2 separate regions of the Homo sapiens genome follow, and region 2 is linked to region 1. A link is an interaction called in ENCODE POLR2A ChIA-PET data of the cell type or tissue named here. Cell type or tissue: PC-9. All regions are shown on one strand. Each heading gives the region's core, and the rest is flanking DNA. Links, peaks and the distances in the headings are about the cores only.

Evidence for each region. ChIA-PET counts read pairs that join two places held together with the same protein. Peaks named below come from ENCODE experiments on the same cell type or tissue, not always from the same donor. Only the 100,000 strongest peaks of a DNase experiment are listed, where the experiment ranks them.
Region 2: POLR2A ChIA-PET joins it to region 1 with 6 read pairs; 2 of 35 experiments call an interaction of 5 or more read pairs at or near these places.

What each region holds. Positions count from the first base shown.
Region 1 is chr13:73,935,567-73,942,554 of GRCh38, forward strand. The region is part of intron 3 of KLF12 (KLF transcription factor 12); the gene reads right to left. Among named protein-coding and RNA genes, the nearest start is that of KLF12, 200 kb to the right of the region's middle. In PC-9, for the core only: no CTCF peak of the experiment used is centred there; a DNase peak (open chromatin) is centred at 3,005.
Region 2 is chr13:74,106,433-74,112,426 of GRCh38, forward strand. The region is part of intron 1 of KLF12 (KLF transcription factor 12); the gene reads right to left. Among named protein-coding and RNA genes, the nearest start is that of KLF12, 25 kb to the right of the region's middle. In PC-9, for the core only: no CTCF peak of the experiment used is centred there; no DNase peak of the experiment used is centred there.

The sequences.
Region 1 (6,988 bases), core at 859-5,858:
CCTGGCACCAGCTCCCTCTCACCACATGATGCACGAGCTCCCACTTTGCTTTCTGCCATGATTTATTTATTTATTTATTTTTGAGACAGAGTCTCGTGTTGCTCAGGCTGGCGTGCAGTGATGGGATCTTGGCTTACTGCAACCTCCACCTCCCGAGCTCAAGCAATCCTCCCATCTCAACCTCCGGAGTAGCTGGGACTACAGGCATGTGTCACCATGCCTGGCTAATTTTTGTATTTTTTGTAGAAATGGGGTTTCACCACATTGTCCAGGTTAGTCTTGAACTCCTGCGCTCAAGTGATCCACCTCCCTTGGGATCACAGGCGTGAGCACTTGGCCTCAGGTATTTCTTTACAGCAATGCAAAAACAGACATACATGGTGTATGTTTCATCTGTTTAATTTTTTATCTTTTTGTACCTTCCATTTCTCTTCTCATCATTTTCATGTTTTCCTTCACATTTGTGAGCATATAAGATACAAAATAGATGTTTTAAGATCTTTGCCAATTATTTGTCATTTCTGGATGTGTTTCTATTGATTCATTTTTAAAACTTGGTTATAAGTTCTATTTTCCTGCTTCTTTGTACATCTGGTAATTTTGATCGGATGCCAGACATTGTGATTTTTACATCATTCAGCACTAGATCGTGTATTCTTTGGAGTGCATTTTTGTTCTGGTATACAGCTGAGTGACTTGCAGATCAGTTCGGTCCTTTCAATGCTTGTTTCTAAGGCTTGTCAGGGTAGGTCCAGAGCAGTCTATTCCAGGACTCAGGGCCACTAAGCTGTGACCCTTCCAAGCCCTCTTCCCAATGCCTCACATATGAAGAGGTCTCTCCACCCTGATTTCTGTCAGCTTTATGTGAGCTCCAAGAATTGTTCAACCTACTGCTGTATGGCCGACCTTTCCTTGCCTTCCTCCAATACACAGGAAGATAAGTACTCACCAAACCCTTTAGTGGGCCCCTCTGGAGATCTCCAGAGCTCTCTCTTTGTGCAATTCCCTCCTCTACAGTATTCTTCTCACAAACTAGTTGTCCTAACTTCTCCAAATACCAAACCCTGTCTGCTTAGCTCAGTGAGACGGCGAGGCCCTGTTTGGGTTCTTCCTCCCTGCTTTGCCGCCCGGAAGTTACCTCCAAGCAGTAAGCTGAGGCCACTGTAGAGTTCATCACGTTTTCTGCTCTCCTCTCAAGGACCATCGCTTGTTGTCCAATATGTGAAAAAACATCTCTTATTTCATCTGAGTTTCTAGTTGTTCATGGTGGGAGTCAATTCCCACAAGAGTTAATCCTTTGTGGTCAGAAGCAAAACTCCTCTAAAGGTTAAACAGGATATTTTGGCCAGGCGCAGTGGCTCAGGCCTATAATCCCAACCCTTTGGGAGGCAAAGGCAGGTGGATCACGAGGTCAGAAGATCGAGACCATCCTGGTCAACATGGTGAAACCCCGTCTCTACTAAAAATACAAAAATTAGCCAGGCATGGTGGCATGTACTTATAATCCCAGTTACTTGGGAGGCTGAGGCAGGAGAATCGCTTGAACCCGGGAGGTGGAGCTTGCAGTGAGCTGAGATCGTGCCACTGTACTCCAGCCTGGCGACAGAGCGAGACTCCGTCTCAAAAAAAAATAAATAAATAAAAAAGGATATTTTTTGTGATGCACTTTATAAACTCTGAACCGGTATGCAAACATTAGCTCAAGAAAACACATCTACAGAGAAAACACGCTTGATGGTCCAGATTTTTTTAAAAAAATTCTTCCACAAAGACAAGGAGACAATGCAGACCATGATCTTGTAGAAGCTGAAATATTCTGGAAAGGTTAATTTGCCTGAAATCAAAATGCTCAAATCACTCAGAGTATTTAATTTCCTTAAGAAATATTCCTTTTTACAAAGCACTGACCCTATAAAAATGCAAATAACTCTAGGAAAGGGCACTTTACATTCTCTTCAACTAATGAGACTGTGGTTAGAACTGGTCATCTGTTGGTACCTTGAACCATTACAGCACCATCAGAGCGCAGGGACATCTGGATTGTGGGTGGCAGGAGAATTAAGTTGAAAGAGAAAGTACATTGCTAAAGGGAAGAAGGGCAGAATTCTCAACTTCATAGCTTTGCCCAGGGCAGGCCCTGAGGGAAAGGATTTGTCTGCCTGCTATATTTCCCTTGGGTACTATCTGTAATTACTATCACAGCTCATTGATTTTCAATTCCTTGTATTAATATATTTATTGGCCATTCTGACATTATTAAAATCAGTCTAACTCTGCATCTTTAGTGGAGGATACCTCTTCTTAAAATAGGAGTTTTGCAAGAGCAGATATTTCTTTCCGCTTAAAAAAAAAAATGGTCTTCTCACATTAGCCATAACACAGCAACTGCAAATGTTTTTCTTTGAAGCCAGGTAGTGACATGCAAAGATTTCACTACAGATCAAAAGATCTCAAGCAGCAGGTCATCAGAGAATATTAAATGATAAGCAAACTCGTATTTCCAAGATAATTCTACCAATTTAGTCAAACGCTGGCCCCTGTTCCACAGCAGGAGAGGGAATAATGAGCCCCTGGTTAAAGGGTAATGCAAGTGGCATTTTTAATAATGCCCTTTTTTCACTTCTGATAAAGTCATTAAAGTAACACTGTCTTACTACGCCTTTACGCACAGATGTACACTAGATCGTTAGTGTAAAATTAAATAGGTTTACTGAGGAAAAAAGTTAGGCTAATTGTTGGGTTTTTTCCCCCTAATGCTACTGAATTTTAATGTAATTTATTTCCTGCGTTAAGTAAACATTCCATAGCACATTTCCAGGTTCAGCTACAATACCTGCACCCGTCTATATTTCTTTATTAAGCCTAACGACTGGAGTCTTTTTCAAAAAAGCACCCGTCTCCAAATCCTCTCAATTCCAGTGTGGCAAACAGCCTCTCACTTACAACAAATAGCACATGAATGAATCACCACTTATTGAGCCCTGCCGATTCATAAGCTCCTGTGCTGAGATGATGAGGAATAACAAGAAACATAAAGCATAAGCTCTGCTCTTAAGGAAGTTACATTACAGCTGACTTCATGATGCTAGTCAGCTCTTGGTGATATAGGAATAGCTTCAACACCTTGTTATTAATGTCCTGCAGAATGGTTTCTAAGAGTTACTGCAAGCTGCCTCTAGGGAAAAGACTGAGTCTCCCTTATCCTCTTTTGTTCTGCCTCTAAAATGAGGGAGTGCATAGGAATCTCTGGTCTGGCCAAGGTGGATATTTCCTGGTAGTTAAGGCATGGAGTATTGACGTGATTCTATACTTGTCTGCGGCAATGCCTGCACCCTTTCTAGCTACATGGCTATGGCAAAGAGGCATCAGGCTCGCTTCCCCAAGGGTAACAGAAAGGAATCTGTCTTCCACTCAATTACTGACTGCTTAGAGCACTTAAAATGAGCAAAACACCCAATCTCTTTCCCTGTTTCTGCCGCACTATTGCCGCTCTTCTCTGCCGGCCCACGGATCAGAACTGTACCTGGTTCTACAGGAGAGAAGAGAGGCAGGATAACCAATGGCTTCAACACCCTTGCAGTTAGTGTAGACACTCAGGTCAGCTCCTTCCCCGCGGCAGATTCCTCAGACTTAGGAAATAAACAGTGAGGGTGACTAAGAAATGTTGCTTTCAGGTCTCCCTCTGAGTCCTCTGCACCTATGTAGTTTTCAAAAATATTTTTATTTAGAGAGCTCATCTTTTCTTTTTAAAACATTTTAATTTAAAGAATTTCAAATACACAAAATTAGGCAGAATAAACTATTTTCATTTTTTTGGTTCCATGATTCTGTTTTTATTCTGTTATTGACATTATTTTTTGTGTTCCATTATTTCACATAATAAACTCTAATCAGAATTTGAAACATTCTTCCAGATATCCTTAAATAAAAATTCAAATTAAAAAAAGAGTTCTAATTTCAGATCTACCTACCCTATGTCTACTTGGAGAATTATGAATTAACATAGATGTTGAAATCTCTACTAGATACTTCATGAGAATTGCAGCAACATAAACGAAAGTAATAGGGCCTTTTTCTCCTGTTTTTCTTCAAAAGAACACTGACTCAGTACCCACCAAAGGCAGGCAGGCTCCTGTGAAGATGGGTGGTTAATTCCATCTTCCAGGTGAGTAGGATTAAAGGAGAGAGACTAAGCATGACCCACACAGCTGGTACCAGGCTGAATACCATCTGAACTCAGGTCTTTCTCACTTTGAAGTCTGTGAATTTACACTTCCATACACAGGAAGCTTCACTGCAGTAAGACTCATAAATGCATAAACAGAAAGGCTCTGTCTCACCCCTTGCTCCTCACCAGGATCATAGAATGGCAGACTTCACCTGGGAGAGAAGCCCTCATCTCCAGCACCCCCACTGTATGGATGAGGGCATAGAGGCCTGGAGATAGAAAATAACTTCCCAATGTCATTCCAGCTGGTGAACTGCAGGGCCAGGAATAAAATCACATAGTATATCTCTGGGGCAGTATCCTCTATATACTACCTTATCTCTGGGTGTGATAGTTCTAATACTCTTCTTGTTTCAGTCCTTTGCTTAGTAACATGTTAGAACATCCAAAGGCTAACAGCATTTGGGAAGCTCTTGTAACAGCAGGACGCACGCACCAAAGTCACAGACAAAGTCATTCAAGCACTCCTTGCTGTGCCCCTGAAGCGTATCACAAGAGCACATGCCCTTCCTAGAGGCTGCCAGCAGCATGTGCTGTGTTACCGACAAGCAAGAAAACCGAAGTCACATTTCAGGTGACTGCAATAATTATCTACCTAGCTTTCACTTAACTAAAAATGCAAGAGTCAGAGAACTCCAAACAGAAGGCACACAGAGGTGGTGCCCATATGCTACCACACCTATCCGGTTCACATGGCTACGAGATGAGGACTCCTGTCACCAATGAGAATGCGTATTTCCAATATTTACAATTTTGATTTTTATGTTCACAATAACCCTATGACATAGAGCAGGTTGACAATTATCTATTGACTGGTTTTATATTTTTCACCATGCTAATTATAATGCCCAGACAAGCTGAATAAATAATGTATTCACCATGTGCCAGAAACTATAAGAGATACAAACCAGAAATATAAGAAATAGTCCTTGTCCTCTAGGAGTTTACACTCTGATTGAAGACACATGACCACATACACACAGCATAAATCTCATTAAGAGAATGAGGCAAGGCAGCCAGAACTTTTCACAGAAGAGATGCAGGCCTGTTCCCAGTCTGTCTTTAACCTCTGAAATGTGCTCCTCAGGTCCTGAATTCCTTGGAGGGGTGGGGAGACATGCAGAGCCCACCTGACAGCAGAAGACCTAAAGGACTCTTTCTAACACGCAGCAGAGAACAACTACATGCCTTTCTGGTGCACTGAAACACAAGGGCATGTAGAGTAGCATATCTTTAAAATGCTGTGTGCAGCCTGAGATAAATACCAACTTTTCTTCACCAAAAGATTGAGATTAGTATCTATTTCTTAAAGACAGAGTACCAAAACTAGGTTTTTCAGAGTGATTATACATTCCAACCAATGTACCACCTTCAGGCTTTCTTCAAGCTTTCTCATTCATTGTTGTGACACAGACAAGTTTCTATCGCTTTTTGTTCACTGTTAACTAACATGTCTCATCTTTTTCAAAAGTCCATAATCAGCTGGGCATGGTGGCACATGTCTATAACCCCAGCTACTTGAGAGGCTTATGCAGGAGGATCACTTGAACCCAAGACTTTGAGTCCAACCCGGGCAACATAGCAAGCAAAACTCTATGTCGTAAAAAATAGATAAATAAATGCCCATAATTATACATGTGAGTGTAATTATTTATTGAAATTTCACTAATGTGTTTTTCTTACAAAGAATTAAACTTCAACCAGCCTTTAAGTCATAAATGAGGAAGTCATGAAATATTCCAAATTCTGGCTCTCCTTATCTAAAAATAGTTCTAAGATTCTGAACATTATATGGTATATAACACCCAACGCATCTTCTCAATGAAAAACCCAGCAAAGTGGCCAAAAATGAAAGTCACCAAAATTCTAGACTTTGTTTCAAACAAGAGTTGATTTAAAGCATTACAAAATTGTTAAAATTATTGTATTCTAATAGAGTTAAATCATTATACATTTCATTAAACACTACAGGCTGATTCTCTTGAAGCTTTGCTACAAAAGAGAATGAAATTGTATCTGTCATATATTTAAGAGGTACACATAAACCCAAAGGAAAAAAAAAAGTTCTATTTCCCTCCAACATGCAGAATCTAAATAAGAGTTAAAATACCAACATCAGCTCCACTCACAAGGAGGAAAATCGATTTTCATGAACAGGCATTAGGCAATACCTATGAACCCACAACTTTTCATGTCCCTCTCTAAGGACAAAAAAAATGCTTTCTATAAATAATGTGACATGGAGTTCTTATTCACACTGCAAAACTGCTGGGAATAGTGGCTTTTGTTTTTTGTGCACCTAAATATTTCAGGTAGACCTTACCTTGAAACCAAAAAATAAAGGGGAAAGAACTATATGGATATTGTTAAAGATTACCAAGACTGGTGACAGCAACCCACGATCCTGGCTTTGACCATTGGTCTGGGGCTAAGTTTCTGACTGGTTTGCTATAGTTTTTGCCTTCCTCCAACATGCACAGTTTGAACAGATTGTTATTTCAAGTTGAAGAAATTATTGTGAAATGCAGACTGCTTTTTCACTTTTTTTTCCCATGAGCAGTGGGAAAAGGCTATCCTTTCTGAATGAGACGCCAGGCTCTATATGAGCTGAGCAGAAGTTTATTTTACTAAACTCATGATAATGCAACTAGATTAAGAAATGAATTAAGAAAACAGAACTCTAAAGAACTAAGACAAATCCTCCCCATGGTTAGGTTAATCAATAAAGGTTGAAACTATCTATAAGGTTTGGAAGGTATA
Region 2 (5,994 bases), core at 1-5,000, 170 kb after region 1:
AGACCAATCTGGGGAACTTTGTAACTGAATTCCCACTTCTTTTACTCAACACTATACTTCAAGGTATAAATTTTCTTGGAATGTTTTCAAAATATTCATCTTATTGCTAAGCAATAATGCTATTTTCTGGAGATAAAAATCAGTGCATACTTAAAACAACTGTGTTCACAGGAATTCTGCATTTTCACTGGATTATCAAGACCATGAATTAATAATATTCAACAAAACGTAACTGCCTAGAAAACAGATGACTGCACTGGGCTAAACAGATGATCATTAGACACCTGCTCCAACACAACTATTGTTAGGTATTTTACTCTATTTGCAAAGACAGTAAGGTGTGTAGTAACTCAAATCTATCTGCCCACAGCCAAGCCAAACAATTCATTAAAGACTTTCTTATGCTTCCTCTATATTATGATGGTAAAATCTTGGTAAGAAAGTCAGGTCCAATTCAAAAGAGCTCAAAGGAAAAAAAAAAAATTAAAGATGCTGTCTTACATTTTTTGGGCTGCTATGACAAAACACCTTAGACTGGTTAATCTATAAACAACAGAAGTTTATTTATCACAGTTCTGGAAGCTCAGAAGTCCAAGATCAAGGCACCAGCAGATCTGGGGTCTGAGGAAGGCCCATTCCCCACAGATGGCGCTTGTCTTCACATGGTGGAAGGGATGTGGGGGGCTAGGGTGCTCCCTTGAATTATTTTATAAGGGCACTAATCCCATTCACAAGGGTGGAGCACCATAACCCAATAAGCTCCCAAATGCCCCACTTTTTAATACTATTGCATTGGAGATTAAGTTTCAACATAATGAATTTTGGTGGGACATCAACAGACCATAGTAGATGCCTTTAGGAGGCACACATGTATTCCCAGTTCGGTTTCTAACTATTCTAGGGTAGGGTCCCTATGCAATCAATTCTACTCCAAACTCTCCAACCAAAATTTGAAACAGCAATGTCACTAAGTTAAAATAAAGAAATAGGTTGAATTTCAAGGTAACAATATCTCTACAGAAATAAAAGTAAAAAGGAAAGTTAACTCTTCACTTTCTTAGATCATTGTATGTTGGACTTACTTAAATGTGAGGTCTCTCTCACCGTGTGTGTATTTGTGCGCATGCGCACACATGTGAACCAATATAAAGACTAAAAGGCAGAGAAATAAACTACATATTAGAAACTAGAAATCAGGGAAAGCCAAGACAAACCATTAAGGGTGGCTCTATCCTTGAAATAAAAGGCAGAGAAATAAACCACATAGCAGAAAGTAAAAATCAGGGGAAGCCAAGACAAATCATTAAGGGTTGCCCTATCCTGGAAAAAATGTGCACCTCAACTGGGTCAGAGCAGGAATCGATGAAGAGCAAAGAGAAGAAACACAAAGTGGAAAATGACCTTTAGATTCTAGTGCCAACAACTGATCGAGACAATTGATCTTTACAAAGTTTTAAGCAACTGTGAAAGCAAAAATATTTAGTCTTGAGGTACGACATTAGACAATTTGTCTTAGTAACAAAGATTAGGCTTATATACTGTACATATGGTCCTTTAATTTCCATTCCATGCAAATGCTGGCTAAGTTTTCAATGTACTATTAAGTCACATTATTTTTACTACTTTACTTCTTCACTGTGGCATTATTCATCTTCCACACAAGGAAGTGAATGTATTATAACTCACAATAGAGATCATTAAAAGGCTCTTTCAAATTTATTTTAACATATGTCCCTCATCTCTTTGAGTATATGACTATGTTCTCTGCAATAGCAATAATAATAATAATAATTTGTCTAAATAAACCATATATCATTCTTGTTTACTTAGAGTCTCTTTGGATAAACTTTTTCAATACTATTAGCAATTCAGATGACCACTTCATTCTCACTCCAATTTCTGTATAACTCTTTCAAAAACTCTAAATATGTTCATTTACATATTATTTTTCTTCAAGAATCTAAATGGAACTCTTTAAGAGCAAGAAATAAAAGTTAACATATTTATATCAAATTTTATATGAAGAGCAAATACCCTGTATTTTCAAACATACAGTTGACCTTTGAATGTGGGGGGTGAGGGTCATAGGAGTTGGGGCGCTGACCTCCCATGGAGTCAAAAATCCACGTATATCTTTTGACTCACCAAAACCTTAAATACTAGTAGCTGACTATTGACCTAAGCCTTACTGATGACATAAACACTTGACTAACACCACTGCTATATGTATGTTACGTGTATTAAACACTATATTCTTATAATAAAGTAAACTAGAGAAAAGTTATTTAAAAAATCGTAAGAAAAAACATATTTACTATTGATTAAGTGGAAGTGAATCATCATAAAGATCTTCATCTTCATTGCCTTCAAACTGAGTAGGCTAAGGAGGAGGGGGAGGAGGAAGAAGAGGAAAAGGAAGAATTTGTCTTGTCCCAAGGTAGCATAGGTGGAAGAAAATCCATGTATAAGTAGACCTCTACAGTTCAAATCCATATTGTTCAAGGGTCAAGTATATGTGAAAATTTATGTAAATTAATCATTCATTTTATGAGAAAGAATTTTCCATAAAATCCAAAACACAGAAATGGCATGTTAGATTTTCTAACTAGAAATTAATGTGTAAAATCCAATCACTTCAAAAAAAGAAACAGAAAATGCAATCGAAAACAAAAATGTAATAAACACAAATATTTGAAAAAAAGTTGATAAAACAGATAAATCATCAACTAGTTTTTGAAGATATAAAAATACAAATATGAAATTAAGAATCACTTTTAACTACCACATGGAAATTTTTAACATATATTATCTTTAAATTTCTGCTACTAAATTTAAAAGTAGCTAGAAAATTATTGAAGGTAAGTGTTAATGTCAATTTTTTTTTTTTTAAATAAGAGACCTAACTGGATCAATCACTGCAAAACAGCTTTGCTGGAGTGCAGGGAGCACTGGGGGGAGTAAGTAATTGATTATTTTTAAAAGCTAACAGATATATAAGGTTTCCCAACATTTGAAGAATAGATAATATATTTTGTAATAATTTTTAAAAGAACAGATTATTTGAATGCTGTAAGAAGTACTCTAGAACACAGGAAAAGATGGGAAACTTCCTCATGTATTAGTTAAAAGCAACATACCATGATGTCAAATCATCAATATTTCAAAGAAGAAAATTGTAAGATGTCCAAAAGCATTTGATAAAATTGTAAATCTATACTTGATTGTAATTCTTAGTAAAATAAAAATAAAAAGACAGTTCTTTAACATGATAAAATGTTAGTTCAAGCCAATGGAAATTTCCTACAAGAACACACCAACAATGACCACTTAAGAAATATAAAGAGCAAGGGGAACATTCACAACAGCAACTACTATCAAGTATCTATAGAACTGAAATTATGAAAACCGATCCGTTTTTACTAAAAAGCAACATAGAAGCTTTTAATAAACTGGCAGTATATATCACATTTCTAGAGAAACAAAATAATTAGGAAAGTCAAATGGAAGAATGAAGTGAGAATCATAGCTAAGACTTTTGGGGAAAAAAACAGGAAAAAGTATAATATTGAAATGATGTGGGACTAAGAGAGGATAGTAAACTTTAGCCAATGCTTACAAGATTTTCAAATTTTTCAAGAAAATTTGGAAATCTAGATTTTCTTAAGTGAAATGTCACATGTTTCTCTGTAGGCTTAAGTCTTTGAAAGCACTATTTCCAAAGAAAGCATTTCTGTACGCTAAATTGGCCAGAGTGGACCTCTGCCCTATACACACCCAACACTTCCTGCCTCGCCCAGAGCTCAAGTTGCTTCCTATGTTGGACAGCCCCGTCCTCTTTCTCCACCCAGTCAAATGCAACCCACCCATCAACGTGTGGCTTACAGGCCAGTCCTCAACAGATCATTCTTAGAACCTCTGGTATGGCTTTATCATTACTCTCCCTCTGCTACAAGAATTACAGTTCTAACAATAGATTGTAATAACAAATAGTAACCCAATGTATTCTGTCTCTTCCTCTAGAATTGAGAGTAGGAACAGTGTCTAATAACAATACCATCTACTATCTTACTGGCCTTTCTTTATACCAAACACTGAAATGATGCTTTCTACAGAGTTTTTCTGTAACCCTCCCAACAAATGCAAAACAGGTATTTTTCCTACTTTACAGGTAGTACAGTGCTCAGAGGGGTAAGCAACTAAACAGGTCCTGGAAATAAATGGATTCTAAATTCTTTTTTGCCAACTTCACCAATCATATCACAGCTGGTTGGTCTCGGTTGAGTTAAATTTACTTGGGACCCTGTTCTCAAATGAGGGCACTGAGGTGAGAGATACAGCAAAGATAAGAACAACATTAAACATAAGAACTCAAGGGTTTGTAATCTGCAAATAGGATATGAGTACTACATGAAGCCCAAGAAGACGTGATGTATTCTAGTTGTGTATTTGAAATTGACTTCAATAATATAAGTTACATTGGAAGGCTGAGGTGGGCGGATCACCTGAGGTCAGGAGTACGAGACCAGCCTGACCAACATGGTGAAACCCCGTCTCCACTAAAAATACAAAAATTAGCCAGGCATGGTGGTGGGCGCCTGTAATCCTAACTACTCAGGAGGCTGAGGCAGGAGAACTGCTTGAACCCAGGAGGCAGGGGTTGCAGTGAGCCAAGATCCCACCATTGCACTCCAGCCTGGGCGACAGAGCAAGACTATGTCTCAAAAAAAAAAAAAAAGTAAGAATAATAAGAATAATATAAGTTATATCAAAAATTAACCTTTTGCATTAGCAAATTTTATTGATTCACTTGAACTTGATGTACTCAGTGAAGGAAAAACAGAACAGATGGTACTGTACTGTAGCCTGAAAGAAAATTTGAATCATAAGACAACTTTTGAAATATTCTTAATATTCTTGTCATTTAAGGTACCAATAAAGTTCTTATAATACCTAATTTGTATGTTTTGTTGACATCAAAAATGAATCACCTTATAAGAGGCTTCTTTTAAAAAATTAAATAAATCTTTAAAATATCTATAATCAATTTACCTTCAGAGAATTTAAAGTAATTCTAATGTAACCTGCTGAAAAATTCTAAAGCTACAAGCATTTGGGGATGTTTCATGAGCTGTGACTGAAAAAGGAGAACACAACCTAGTAACAAAACTCTTTCACAAGATAATCTGAAAAGTCCAATTAATCATTCACCCTAAAGAACACATTTTTGTTTAAGTGTCTTTAAAAATTCAATAGAACATCTCACATTGAAAAACATTTGTGCCAATGGGGAAAAAAGGTCTTTTAAAAGTACTATGAGTTACTAAACCAGAAATGTATTATTTTAAAGAAGTTAAAGAAATCCTCAAGATGATGTTTTCCTCTTTATTTTTAGACCTGTGAAAGATATGTTTTTAAAAGTTCCACTTATAAAAAAGGCAAATATATTACAGAAAACTAGATCATTTTTTGGCTATTTCTAAATTTGTTCAGTATTTGTTTAAGGCTAGAAAGTCATAAGCTTCAACCAATCATATTTTGGCTCAGATTTTAAGTTATTCATATTTAATATCTGTTCTTTATAGCAAAAATACATGACTCTTCTGCAAAAAGAAAAAAGGAACACCCAACTTATTACCATAGAACAGGGGTCAGTGGACAATGACCTATGGACCAAACAGAGCCATGGCCTGTTTTTGAAAGGCATGCTCCCAAAGAATAGTTTTTACATTTTTAAAGGGCTGTTAAATAAACGTTTATGTGTGTGTGTGCATCTGTGTGTGTGTGTGTGTGTATGATATGTATGCATGACAGTGACCTTATGTGGCTAGAAAAGCCTAAAATATTACTGTCTGGCCCTTACGCAAGTTTACTGACCCTGTCAGAATATAAAAAGTTCTTTATACAGGCATGCCTTATTTTGTTACATTCCATTTTACTGCACTTTGCAGATATTGTCTGTGTGTGTGTGTGTGTGTGTGTGTGTGTGTTTTGTTT